3 separate regions of the Homo sapiens genome follow, and all the other regions are linked to region 1. Evidence: chromatin contacts called from ENCODE Hi-C or POLR2A ChIA-PET data. All regions are on one chromosome and are shown on one strand. The core of a region is the stretch at or near the end of the contact, and the rest is flanking DNA. Distances in the headings are between cores, read along the strand shown.

What was found. A loop is a pair of places that touch in the nucleus more often than their neighbours do. ChIA-PET counts read pairs that join two places held with the same protein, here RNA polymerase II (POLR2A). Pooled maps may share reads with other maps.
Region 2: a pooled map shows a loop between it and region 1 (6-fold over the local background). The contact joins the promoter of E4F1 here to the enhancer-like site in region 1. A Hi-C loop is called at or near these places in 5 of 50 pooled maps. POLR2A ChIA-PET finds 5 or more read pairs at or near these places in 2 of 52 experiments (A673 and AG04450).
Region 3: a pooled map shows a loop between it and region 1 (3-fold over the local background). The contact joins the promoter of CLCN7 here to the enhancer-like site in region 1. A Hi-C loop is called at or near these places in 4 of 50 pooled maps.

What each region holds. Positions count from the first base shown.
Region 1 is chr16:1,928,131-1,932,231 of GRCh38, forward strand. No RefSeq gene overlaps it. Among named protein-coding and RNA genes, the nearest start is that of HS3ST6, 12 kb to the left of the region's middle. Within about 2 kb of position 1,646, at least 21 of the 41 ENCODE cell types and tissues checked have a DNase peak (open chromatin) inside an H3K27ac peak, as active enhancers do; they include A673, where a contact is called at or near this core.
Region 2 is chr16:2,220,962-2,224,867 of GRCh38, forward strand. It overlaps E4F1 (E4F transcription factor 1), which reads left to right and starts at 2,630. Exons shown (of 14, transcript NM_004424.5): 1 at 2,630-2,809. The coding sequence starts at 2,653. RefSeq lists silencers at 2,325-2,464, 2,755-2,844 and enhancers at 2,525-2,694, 2,925-3,064.
Region 3 is chr16:1,473,190-1,476,863 of GRCh38, forward strand. It overlaps CLCN7 (chloride voltage-gated channel 7), which reads right to left and starts at 1,839. Exons shown (of 25, transcript NM_001287.6): 1 at 1,645-1,839. The coding sequence starts at 1,785. RefSeq lists silencers at 1,582-1,791, 1,912-2,261 and an enhancer at 1,799-2,342.

The DNA of each region.
Region 1 (4,101 bases), core at 396-2,895:
CTTTGAGGAGCTCCTTGACCTAGGATGGGTGAGGCCTGCAAGAGGGTAACAGGGGCCCAGTCTGCATGCACAGAGGAGGCCCACCCAGGCCCCTGCTGTGGGGGAAGGAGAGGACCACTGGGGCAGAGCCCCCAAGAAAAGCTTCTAGAAGGGTTGTGATGCGTGTGGAAGGACAAAACAGAAGAAGGAAAAACAAACTCTAGGAATGCAAGGATGTGTTTCTAGAGTGGGGTCTGGTTTGCCTGGAGGTGCAGGTGAAAGGGTTTGGGTTCAGGTGATGCGGGCAGTAACAACAACATAATTGACTGGGCTGAGGAGCTCACACCTATAATCCCAGCATTCTGGGAAGCCGAGGTGGGGGATCCCTTGAGCCCAGGAATTCAAGATCAGCCTGGGCAACAAAGCCAGAGCACGTCTCTACAAAAAGTTTTTTTAAAAAATTAGCCAGGCACAGTGGCTCATGCCTGTAATCCCAGCACTTTGGGAGACCAAAGCGGGAGTGTCACTTGAGCCCAGGCGTTCCAGACTAGCCTGGACAACATGGCAAAACCCTGTCTCTACTAAAAATACAAAAATTAGCGGGGCGTAGTAGCACACCTGTAGTCCTAGCTATTCGGGAGGTTGACCTGGGAGGATCGCTTGAGTCCAGGAATTCAAGGCTGCAGTGATCCATGGTCATGCCACTGCACTCCAGCCCAGGCAACAGAGAAACCCCCTTCTCAAGAAGAAACAACCAGGCCCGGCGCGGTAGCTCATGCCTGTAATCCCAGCACTTTGGGAGGCCCTGCTGGGCGGATCATGAGGTCAGGAGATCGAGACCATCCTGGCTAACACAGTGAAACCCCGGCTCTACCAAAAATACAAAAAAATTAGCCGGGCGCAGTGGTGGGCGCCTGTAGTCCCAGCTACTCGGGAGGCTGAGGCACGAGAATGGCGTGAACCCGGGAGGCGGAGCTTGCAGTGAGCCGAGATCGCGCCACTGCACTCCAGCCTGGGCGGCAGTGCCAGACTCCGTCTCAAAAAAAAAAAAAAAAAGAAACAACCCCAAACTGTAATTATGATAAACAACACCGATCTCATTTATGGAGTAGGAAATCAAGCTGGAGAGGTGGGGTCAGCCTAGGTCAGAGCAGGCAAGGACTGTGGGAACCTCTGAGGGAGGGACCTGGTCTGGTTATTATTTTGCAGAGAGGACTCTGGTTGGGGGAAGGCAGCCAGGAGCTGCCTGGGTTGTAGCGGGGAGAGGTGGGCGGAGGAAAGAGGCCTGGGATGTGGAACCCTAGGATCTAGCCCTGAGGGCGGGCCAGGTCCGGGCAGCCTGGGTCCCACGCAGCTGCCCTGAAGAAGGGGCTGGGGGCGTCCTGCCTCCACCCGCGCCCCCAACCACGCCTGCCGTTCCCACCGGCCGCGCCACCCCCGCCCCCGCCCCTGGCTCTGTCCTCCGGTGACCCTGGAAGGGGCACCCGTGGCTGCGACTGCACTCCCTGTAGCGGTCACTTCGTGAAGCCCGGCAAACCCCCTGCAGCTGCCCCTGGCACCCTCAGACGACCAGAGGCCTCGGCCTGGGTCCCCAGCACCGGCCCAAGGGCGGGCGTGGCCGAGGCGGTTTCTCTGCGCGGACGCTCGCTGCCTCCGCCGCAACCCCCGCGGCCACCCGGGGAACTGCAGCGCCGTCAGGCCCCCCGCCGCGCCTGCGCACGCAGACCACCCGGCCTGGCAGCACCGAGCGAGCGTGCCCCCTGCTGGTCAGTCCTGCGCACGGTCCCGCGCCCGGGCCCGGGAGGCCGCCTCGAGGGCCGGGGCTTGCACGTGGCCTCGGCGCCTTCGCCGACCCTACCGGACGCCCCCTCCTCCCACCTGCCGACCCGTCCGCGGGTAGGAGCCTCCCGGGAGCTGCCCACGGCCCCCACCCCCACCAGGGGCCACAGCCCCACCAGGGCCAGGCTCTGCGCGGCACCTGCCACTGAGAGAGCGGAAAGCGGTGGTTGAGCAAGGGTCTGAAGTATGGTCTGTTCCCCCATACGGGCCGCAGACGCTTCCTGGTGGCTGCTCTGAGCCAGGCCTGGGCCCCGGCGAGGGATCACGGTGTCTCAGACAGAGTTCCTTTTTATTCCCCATCCCTCGCCCGAGGTGACGGCCCAGCCGTGCCCAGGCCTGCCCGCTGCCCCTGAACCCAACCCTTGAGGGGCAAGGCCGTGCCCTGGGGAGGAAGGGGCTGCCCCCTCAGAGTCTGCTGTTCCTCAAGGAAGACGCGGGGGCAGCCGCAAGGATGGGGTATCACCCAGCAGGAGCGGGAGGGTAAGGTGACTGATTCCACACCAGACGCTCCATTGCTGGAAACACCACCCCCTCCTCCGGTGACCTGGCATACAGACCTTGCCCACAGCCATCCCTCCCTGGACTCTCAATGTGAGGGGGCCTTGGGGTCCTGCGGTTCACCCGTCTCCCCACTCAAGCAGTCTGCTTGCCGGCACCCCCCCCACCTCCTGAGCCCACTTGCCCCCTCCCACCCCCACCTCCCTACCACATCTTTTTTTTTTTTTTTTTCCTGAGACGGAGATTTGCTCTTGTTGCCCAGGCTGGAGTACAATGGTGTCATCTCGGCTCACCACAACCTCCCTGAGCCTCAGCCTCCCAGGCTGAGCCTGAGCCTCCCAGGTTCAAGCGATTCTCCTGCCTCAGCCTCCCGAGTAGCTGGTGTAGGGAAAAGAAAGAGAGATCAGACTGTTACTGTGTCTATGTAGAAAGGGAAGACATAAGAGACTCCATTTGAAAAAGACCTGTACTTTAAATAATTGCTTTGCTGAGATGTTGTTAATTTGTAGCTTTGCCCCAGCCACTTTGACCCAACCACTTTGATCCAATCTGGAGCTCACAAAAACATGTGCTGTATGAAATCAAGGTTTAAGGGATGTAGGGCTGTGCAGGACGTGCCTTGTTAACAAAATGCTTACAAGCAGTATACTTGGTAAAAGTCATTGCCATTCTCCAGTCTCAATAAACCAGGGGCACAATGCACTGTGGAAAGCTGCAGGGACCTCTGCCCTTGAAAGCAGGGTATTGTCCAAGGTTTCTCCCCATGTGATAGTCTGAAATATGGCCTCGTGGTATGAGAAAGACCTGACCGTCCCCGAGCCCGACACCTGTAAAGGGTCTGTGCTGAGGTGGATTAGTCAAAGAGGAAAGCCTCTTGTAGTTGAGATAGAGGAAGGCCACTGTCTCCTGCCTGCCCCTGGGAACTGAATGTCTCGGTATAAAACCCAATTGTACATTTGTTCAGTTCTGAGATAGGAGAAAAACCACCCTATGGTGGGAGGTGAGACATGTTTGCAGTAATGCTGCCTTGTTATTCTTTACTCTGCTGAGATGTTTGGGTGGAGAGAAACATAAATCTGGCCTACGTGCACATCCAGGCATAGTACCTTCCCTTGAACTTAATTATGATATAGATTCTTTTGTTCACATGTTTTTTGCTGACCTTCTCCTTATGATCATCCTGCTCTCCTACTACATTCCTTTTTACTGAAATAACGAAAATAATAATCAATAAAAACTGAGGGAACTCAGAGACCGGTGCCAGTGCAGGTCCTTAGTATGCTGAGCGCCGGTCCCCTGGGCCCACTGTTGTTTCTCTATACTTTGTCTCTGTGTCTTATTTCTTTTCTCAGTCTCTCGTCCCACCCGACTGGAAATACCCACAGGTGTGGAGGGGCAGTCCTCCCCTTCAGCTGGGATTACAGGCATGGGTCACCACGCCCGGGTAATCCGGGTAATTCTGTATTTTAGTAGAGATGGGGTTTCTCCATGTTGGTCAGGCTGGTCTAGAACTCATAACCTCAGGTGATCCACCTGCCTCGGCCTCCCAAAGTGCTGGGATTACAGGCGTGAGCCACTGTGTCCGGCCCACCACCTTAACATGGATGTTTGGATGAGCCTGGGGCCCTGGGATGCAGGCAGGAGGCACTACTCCCCAGCCCCCACCAGGATCACCACCCCTGCACTGCTGTGGCTGAGATCCCCAGGCGCCAGCAGGCCTCCAGCCACCCAGCTACCGGCCTGAGCCTGGTAGACAGCCCTGGGGACAAAACCCTGCACACAGGG
Region 2 (3,906 bases), core at 1,380-3,879, 290 kb after region 1:
AGACCATCCTGGCTAACATGGTGAAACCCCATCTCTACTAAAAATGCAAAAAAATTAGCCAGGCATGGTGGCGGGCATCTGTCGTCCCAGCTACTCCGGAGGCTGAGGCAGGAGAATGGCGTGAACCCGGGAGGCGGAGGTGGCAGTGAGCCGAGATCATGCCACTGCACTCCAGCTTGGATGACAGAGTGAGACCCTCAAAAAACAAACAATGAAAGTCACATATTGTAGGACATGTTCACAACAGGTAAATTTATCATGGAGGCAGAAGGTAGACTGGCGTCTACCCAGGGCTGGCAGGGAGGGGCGGATGGGGAATCACTGCTTCAAAGGCACAGGTTTCCTTTCAGGGTGCCGGAAAGGTTCTGTACCCACATAGCTGTGATAGTTGCACAACACTGTGAATGTCGCTAATAGTAAATTTTATGTGCACTTACCACAGTTTTTTTTGAGACGGAATCTTGCTCTGTTGCCCAGGCCGGAGTACAGTGGCACGATCTCGGCTCACTGAAACCTCTGCCTCCCAGGTTCAAACGATTCTCCTGCCTCAGCCTCCTGAGTAGCTAGGATTACACGCGTGCACCACCACACCCAGATAATTTTTGTATTTTTAGTAAAGACGTAATTTTGCCATGTTGGCCTGCTTGGTCTTGAACTCCTGATGTCAGGTGATCCACCCACCTCAGCCTCCCAAAGTGCTGGGATTACGGGAGTGAGCCACTGTGCCTGGCCCACAATTTTTTAAAAGTATGTAAGAGGGCTGAGGCAGGCAGATCGCTTGAACTCAGGAGTTCTATAGCAGCCTAGGCAACATGGCAAAAACCCATCTCTACAAAATATACAAAAATTAGCTAGTGATGGGCACCTGTAGTCCCAGCTACTTGGGTGGTTGAGGTAGAGGCTGCAGTGAGCTGAGATCACGGCACTGCACTCCAGCCTGGGCGACAGAGCAAGGTGCTGTTTCAAAAAAAAATCTGGCCAGGCTCGGTGGCTCATGCCTGTCATCCCAGCACTTTGGGAGGCCAAGGGGGACGGATCACCTGAGGTCAGGAGTTCAAAACCAGCATGGCCAACATGGTGAAACTCCGTCTCTCCTAAAAATATAAAAAAATTAGCCGGGTGTGGTGGCAGTTGCCTGTAGTCCCAGCTACTCAGGAGGCTGAGGCAGGAGAATCGCTTGAACCTGGGAGGCGGAGATTGCAGTGAACCAAGATCGTGCCGTTGCATTCTAGCCTAGGTGACAGAGCGAGACTCCATCTCAAAAAACAAAAACAGGCCGGGCGCGGTGGCTCATGCTTGTAATCCCAGCACTTTGGGAGGCCGAGGCGGGCAGATCGTGAGGTCAAGAGCTTGAGACCATCTAGGCCAACATGGTGAAACCCTGTCTCTACTAAAAATACAAAAATTAGCTGGCCATGGTGGTGCACTCCTGTAGTCCCAGCTACTCGGGAGGCTGAGGCAGGACAATCATTTGAACCCAGGAGGCGGAGGCTGCAGTGAGATCGCGCCATTGCACTCCAGCCTAGGTGATAGAGTGAGACTCTGTCTCAAAAACAAACACCCCAAACAAACAAAAACCAAAAACAACCCCCATCTCCAAAACCAAAAATTCAACGTGGCTGGGAGTCGTGGCTCACGCCTGTCATCCTAGCACTTTGGGAGGCCGAAATGGGAAAATGGTTTGAGGCTAGGAGTTTGAGACCAGCCTAGTCTAAACAGCAAGACCCTGTCTCTATTTAAAATACATAATGCAAATAAATTTTAAAAAATTTAAAAAGTGGCTGGGCACGGTGGCTCACGCCTGTAATCCCAGCACTTTGGGAGGCCGAGGCGGGCGGATCACGAGGTCAGGAGATCGAGACCATCCTGGCTATCACGGTGAAACCCCGTCTCTACTAAAAATACAAAAAATTAGCCTGGCGTGGTGGCGGACACCTGTAGTCCCAGCTACTCAGGAGGCTGAGGCAGGAGAATGGCGTGAACCCGGGAGGCAGAGCTTGCAGTGAGCCGAGATCGCGCCACTGCACTCCAGCCTGGGCGATAGAAAGAGACTCCGTCTCAAAAAAGAAAGAAAAAAAAATTAAAAGTATATAAAAGAATAAAACAGCTTCGCAGAGCTACCCATGAGCCATCCCCGACCCGTGTTCTTTTCCCGTGACCCGGGTAACCATCTTGGGAGGCTCTAACACCCTAGGCGGTCAGTGGGCAGCAGGCACCACACCCCTGGTTGGAGCTGTGGCGGCTTCCCAGCAGCAGCCGCGGGCGGGGCGACCTGTCCTTAGGTACGGAAGCGCTGGGGCGCGGCTGCCTAGCAGCCGCCAGTCCGCTCGCCCCTCGCGTTCTCTGGCTCTCAAATCCGAGTGCAGCCTCGAACATAGGTCCTTCTGCCGCCCCGCCCCCTGGCTGGCAATCTGCTCCACCGTAACCACGCCCTCCCCACAGTCCCGCCCCATCTTCGCTCTCAGCGCGCCCGGCCCCGCCTCTGCCCTTTAAGGCCACACCGCTATCCAGGCCCGGCTCCCCGCCTGTCCGTCAATCCGCTCCGGTTCTGCCCCGCCCTCCTCTTGCCGTTCCCTCACGCTGGCCTCGGCGCGGCCCGTTGTTATGACGACATGGTCGTAAATCCGCCATCTTCCTGCGGCGCGTTGCGACATGGAGGGCGCGATGGCAGTGCGGGTGACGGCCGCTCATACGGCAGAAGCCCAGGCCGAAGCCGGGCGGGAAGCGGGCGAGGGTGCAGTTGCGGCGGTGGCGGCGGCCTTGGCCCCCAGCGGCTTCCTCGGCCTCCCGGCGCCCTTCAGCGAGGAAGGTAACCGGGCCGACCCGGAGGGTGCGGCCGGGGTGCGGGCAGTTCATCCCGGGCTGGCAGAGGCCCGGATGGCCCGAGCTGCGGGCTCGACCGACCCTCCCAGACCCAGACACCTCGCGGATCTCGCGGGACCCTCACAGCCCTCCACGAAACCCCCAGGTTTGCTGCGACCCTCACGGGCCTCTCCTGCGGGGCGCCTGTCATCCCCCCTCTCTGGTGTGCGTCCACAAGTGCTCGCGGGTTGCTGAGCCCCCGGGCGCCCGGTGTAGACATTCGCAGACGCCGGCGTCCCGGCCCTTCTCTGCCTCCGATGCCTGAGCCTGGCCCTCCCCTCCTCTGGGCCCCTTCCTCCTGCACCTGATGGGCGTCTAGGGCCCTGTTGGTGGTTCCAAGAGGGTGGGGCCTCGGTTTCTCCAGGATCTGGGCTCTGGGCCTGTCCGTAGGGAGGCAGCAGAGCCTAGTGCAAGAGGGCTGGTGCACTGCAGCCAGCCTGTGGCCCCTTCCAGTCCCACACTTGCCGCTTTCTAGTTCTTTGATCCTGGGTAGGTGACCCTACCTCTGTGAACCTCTATTTCCCCTACAGAATGGGGCGGCGGCTTCTGCCAGTAATGTAACAAGCCCTTATCCTGCTTTAGGTTTTTTCATTCTCAAACCAGTCCTGACAGGTGGATGTTATTGTTATTCTCATTTTGGGGATGAGGAAAATCGAAGGTTGGAGACCTGAAAGTGACCGGGTGGGCTGGGTGCGGTGGCTCACGCCTGTAATCCCAGCACTTTGGGAGGTCGAGACGGGCGGGTCACGAGGTCAGGAGATGGAGACCATCCTGGCCAACATGGTGAAACCCGTCTCTACTAAAAATACAAAAAAACAAAATTAGCCGGGCGTGGTGGCGGGCGCCTGTAGTGGGGAGGCTGAGGCGGAGAATGGCGTGAACTCGGGAGGTGGAGCTTGCGGTGAGCCGAGACCGCGCCACTGCACTCCAGCCTGGGCGGCAGAGCCGGACTCCGTCTCAAAAGAAAAGAAAATGACCAGGGTCACCCAGGTAGTTAAGTAGCAAGGGTTGGATTGGATCTCAGCACTGTGAAGGCCTTCACAG
Region 3 (3,674 bases), core at 589-3,088, 450 kb before region 1:
ACTTTTCATGCAGACTACAGCACGGAGAGCAGGAGGGCCCACTTCAAAGGGAGCTGAGCTGCTGCTTCTTATCAGCAAAAGGCAGACTATGACCTTCTTTGTCTGGTGCGTTTCTAAGGAATTGGGAAAACCTAAATGTAGGTTCTATGGAAACAGGCTGATTTTCGTGTCCTTCCTAAACTTTTTTTTTTTTTTTTTTTTTTTTGAGACGGAGTCTCGCTCTGCCCAGGCTGGAGTGCAGTAGCGCCATCTCCGCTCACTGTAAGCTCCGCCTCCCGGGTTCAATTGATTCTCCTGCCTCAGCCTCCCGAGTAGCTGGGACTACAGGCGCCCGCCACCACGCCTGGCTAATTTTTTGTATTTTTAGTAGAGACGGGGTTTCACCATATTAGCCAGGATGGTCTCAATCTCCTGACCTCATGATCCACCCGCCTCGGCCTCCCAAAGTGCTGGGATTACAGATGTGAGCCACCGTGCCCTGCCGTCCTTCCTAATCTTTAAGCACAAGACAAGTGTTTAAAGGACTAGACAAGAGAAAATGTAAAGAATAACTGCAAAGCAGATTAAGACCCATCAACAAAACGGTCCATTAACTCAAAAGTAACACAATACGGCCAGGCGCAGTGGCTCACGCCTGTAATCCCAGCACTTTGGGAGGCTGAGGTGCGGGGGATCACGTGAGGTCGGGAGTTCGAGGCCAGCCTGACCAACACGGAGGAACCCCGTCTCTACTAAAAATACAAAATTAGCCGGGCGCGGTGGCGCACGCCTGTAATTCCAGCTACTCAGGAGGCTGAGGCAGGAGAGTCACTTAAACTCGGGAGGTGGGGGTTGCAGTGAGCCGAGATCGCGCCATTGCACTCCAGCCTGGGCAACTACAGTGAAACTCCGTCTCAAAAAAAAAAAAATATTAAGACAATACACAGACAGGGAAACAAATGTACCCGCAACGGTTCTCCAGACCTTAACACTGCTCAGACGCACGCTGCAGGGTGACATGCGGAACGCATTCCAACCTCTGACTTGCTGCTTATTGTGTTTGCCTGCACATTGCAAATTCAACTCGGTGCGAAGGGAGACTGAGTACAAATACTCGTCACTCCCAAGATCACCTGAAAGTCGGGACTGATCCCCACACAGAAAGATGGCAGATAAAGGCGCTCAGTCATTCTCACTGAAAGACAGTGACCCGGCTGCAATCTTAACTGTTTCCATCTCCCAGGGGGTCAAAAACGCAAACAAAATTAGTTGCTCGTGTAGGATGACAATTTTTAAAAGTCACCTGAACAGAAAGCCACTTGCACCCCTTTAGGGCCAGTCTGGGGGACACCGGAGGGAATGAACGTGCGCCACGGCTGCCCCGGCGCCCCTCAGCGCCCCACATTCCGCGGGGTCTGGCGAGCTCCGCCTCGCCCACGCAGCCCTCCCGGCCACCGAGCCCGGCGCGGCCTCCGAAGACTCCAGACCCCAGGCGCCCCCGCCAGCCCGGCCCCGCCGAGGAGCCCCGGGGCGCGTTCCCGAGTCCACCGCGCCTCGGTCGCCTCCAGGACCGAGACACGCGGCGCCGCCAGAAGGCTCACGAGGGCGCGGGCTGCGGGGCGCACGAGGGCTCAGTTTCCCCGCCTGCGCCCTGCCCGGCCTCACCTGGCGCGCAGCCCCAGGCCCAGCCCCGTTCAGCAGCGGCGTCCCCCCGCCGGGCCGCGCCGTCCTCCGCAGCAGCGGCGCCGCCTCCTCGTCGTCCCGGTCCCGGCCGGACCAGGACACCTTCTTAGAGACGTTGGCCATGGCCCGCCGCGGAGCGACACCGGCCGGGAAGCGCCGGCTGCCCCCGTGTTTGTTCTCGTGACCCGCGCCGGCGGCCACGTGACGCGCGACGGGGCCACGTGATGAGCGACGGCGACCATGTGACCTGCAACGGCAACCACCGAGGCCCGGTCGCGCGGGGGCTCCTGGGAGCCGCGCTCCCGGCGGGTCGTGGCGCCGCCCGCCCTAGAGAATCGCCGCGGCCCTGAGGACCCCGTTCTGCCCACGCGACTGCAAAGGCGGCCCCGTTGGGCTGAGCGCCGAGTGCTTGGGAGGCGAATGGCCGCCCCCGGGACCTCGGGCCCGGGAGTCGGGGCGAGGGAAGCGCCCGGGGCCTGAGGGCAGGAGCCGGCTGGAGGGGCTCCCCCAGGCCCGGTCGCCCGCGCCGATCGTGACGGAGCCGCGGTGGGGAAGGGAGGAGGGAGGCAGGGGCGAGGGCAGGCCTTTCCTTGCCATAGGCGGCGGCTAAAGACGTGAAGGATGAAATTAGAAGTCCCGAAGCATGCATCCGCCCTCGCAGTAGGCACTCGGGCGAGGGTCGGAGTGGAGGCTTCCTCCAGGCAGCCCCAGAGGGTCCTCCCGCCTAATGAGAAAAGAACAGAAGGCGAGTCCTCTTCAACGATCAGGCCCCAGAGACAGTACAGGAGGGTCGCCTCTGGAAACTGCCGGCTACTACGCAGATAGCTGTGAATTAGCCAAATAGCCGCCCGGACCCTGTACCCGCACCAGGGCACAGCCCATCACTAATCAATGGTATTTCCATAAACCAAAGAGAATTCTTGACAGCTTTACATCAGCCCCCACCCTGTCCCCACCTTCTGGGTCATTTATTTATTTATTTTGAGACAGGGTCTCCTTCTGTCGCCCAGGCTGGAGTGCGGTGGTGCGGTCACAGCTCAGTGCAGCCTTGACCTCCTGGACTCAAGCCATCCTCCCGCCTCAGCCTCTGGAGTAACAGGGACCACAGGCCTGCACCACCACACCCGGCTAATTTTTGCTGTGGAGCTCACAGTGTGTTGCCCAGGCTGTTCTCAAACTTCTGACCTCAAGTGATCCTTCCACGTTAGCCTCTAGAGTAAACTCTTTATATTTTGTGCCTCATCCTCTTCCTTTTAAAAGGTCGATATTTTTATTATTGAGACGGAGTCTCACTCTGTCGCCCAGGTTGGAGTGCAGTGGCCCAATCTCGGCTCACTGCCTCCCGGGTTCATGCCTCAGCCTCCCGAGTAGCCGGGACTACAGGCGCCCGTCACCATGGCCGGCTAATTTTTTGTATTTTTAGTACAGATGGGGTTTCACTGTGTTAGCCAGGATGGTCTCGATCTCCTGACCTCGTGATCCACCCGCCTCGGCCTCCCAAAGTGCTGAGATTACAGGCGTGAGTCACGGTGCCCGGCCTTTTTTTAAATTATTATTATTATTTTTTTATTTTTGAGACACAGTCTCACTTTGTCACCCAGGCTGAAGTACAATGACAAGATCATAGCTCACTGCAGCCTTGACCTCTTGGGTTCAAGGGATCCTCCTTCCTCAGCCTCCTGAGTTGCTAGGACTCTTCGTATGAGCCACCATGCCCGGCCATGGTTGGCATTTCTTTTTTCTTTTTCCTTCTTTTTTTTTTTTTTTTTTGAGACGGAGTTTCACTCTTGTCACCCAAGCTGTAGTGCAATGGCGCTATCTTGGATCACTGCAACCTCCGCCTCCTGGGTTCAAATGATTCTTCTGCCTCAGCCTCCCGAGTAGCTGAGATTACAGGCACCCGCCACCACACCTGGCTAATTTTTCTTTTTTTTGTTTCCTTTTGGTTTTTTTTGAGACAGAGTGTCGCTCTGTTGCCCAGGCTGGAGTGCAATGGCGTGATCTTGGCTCAC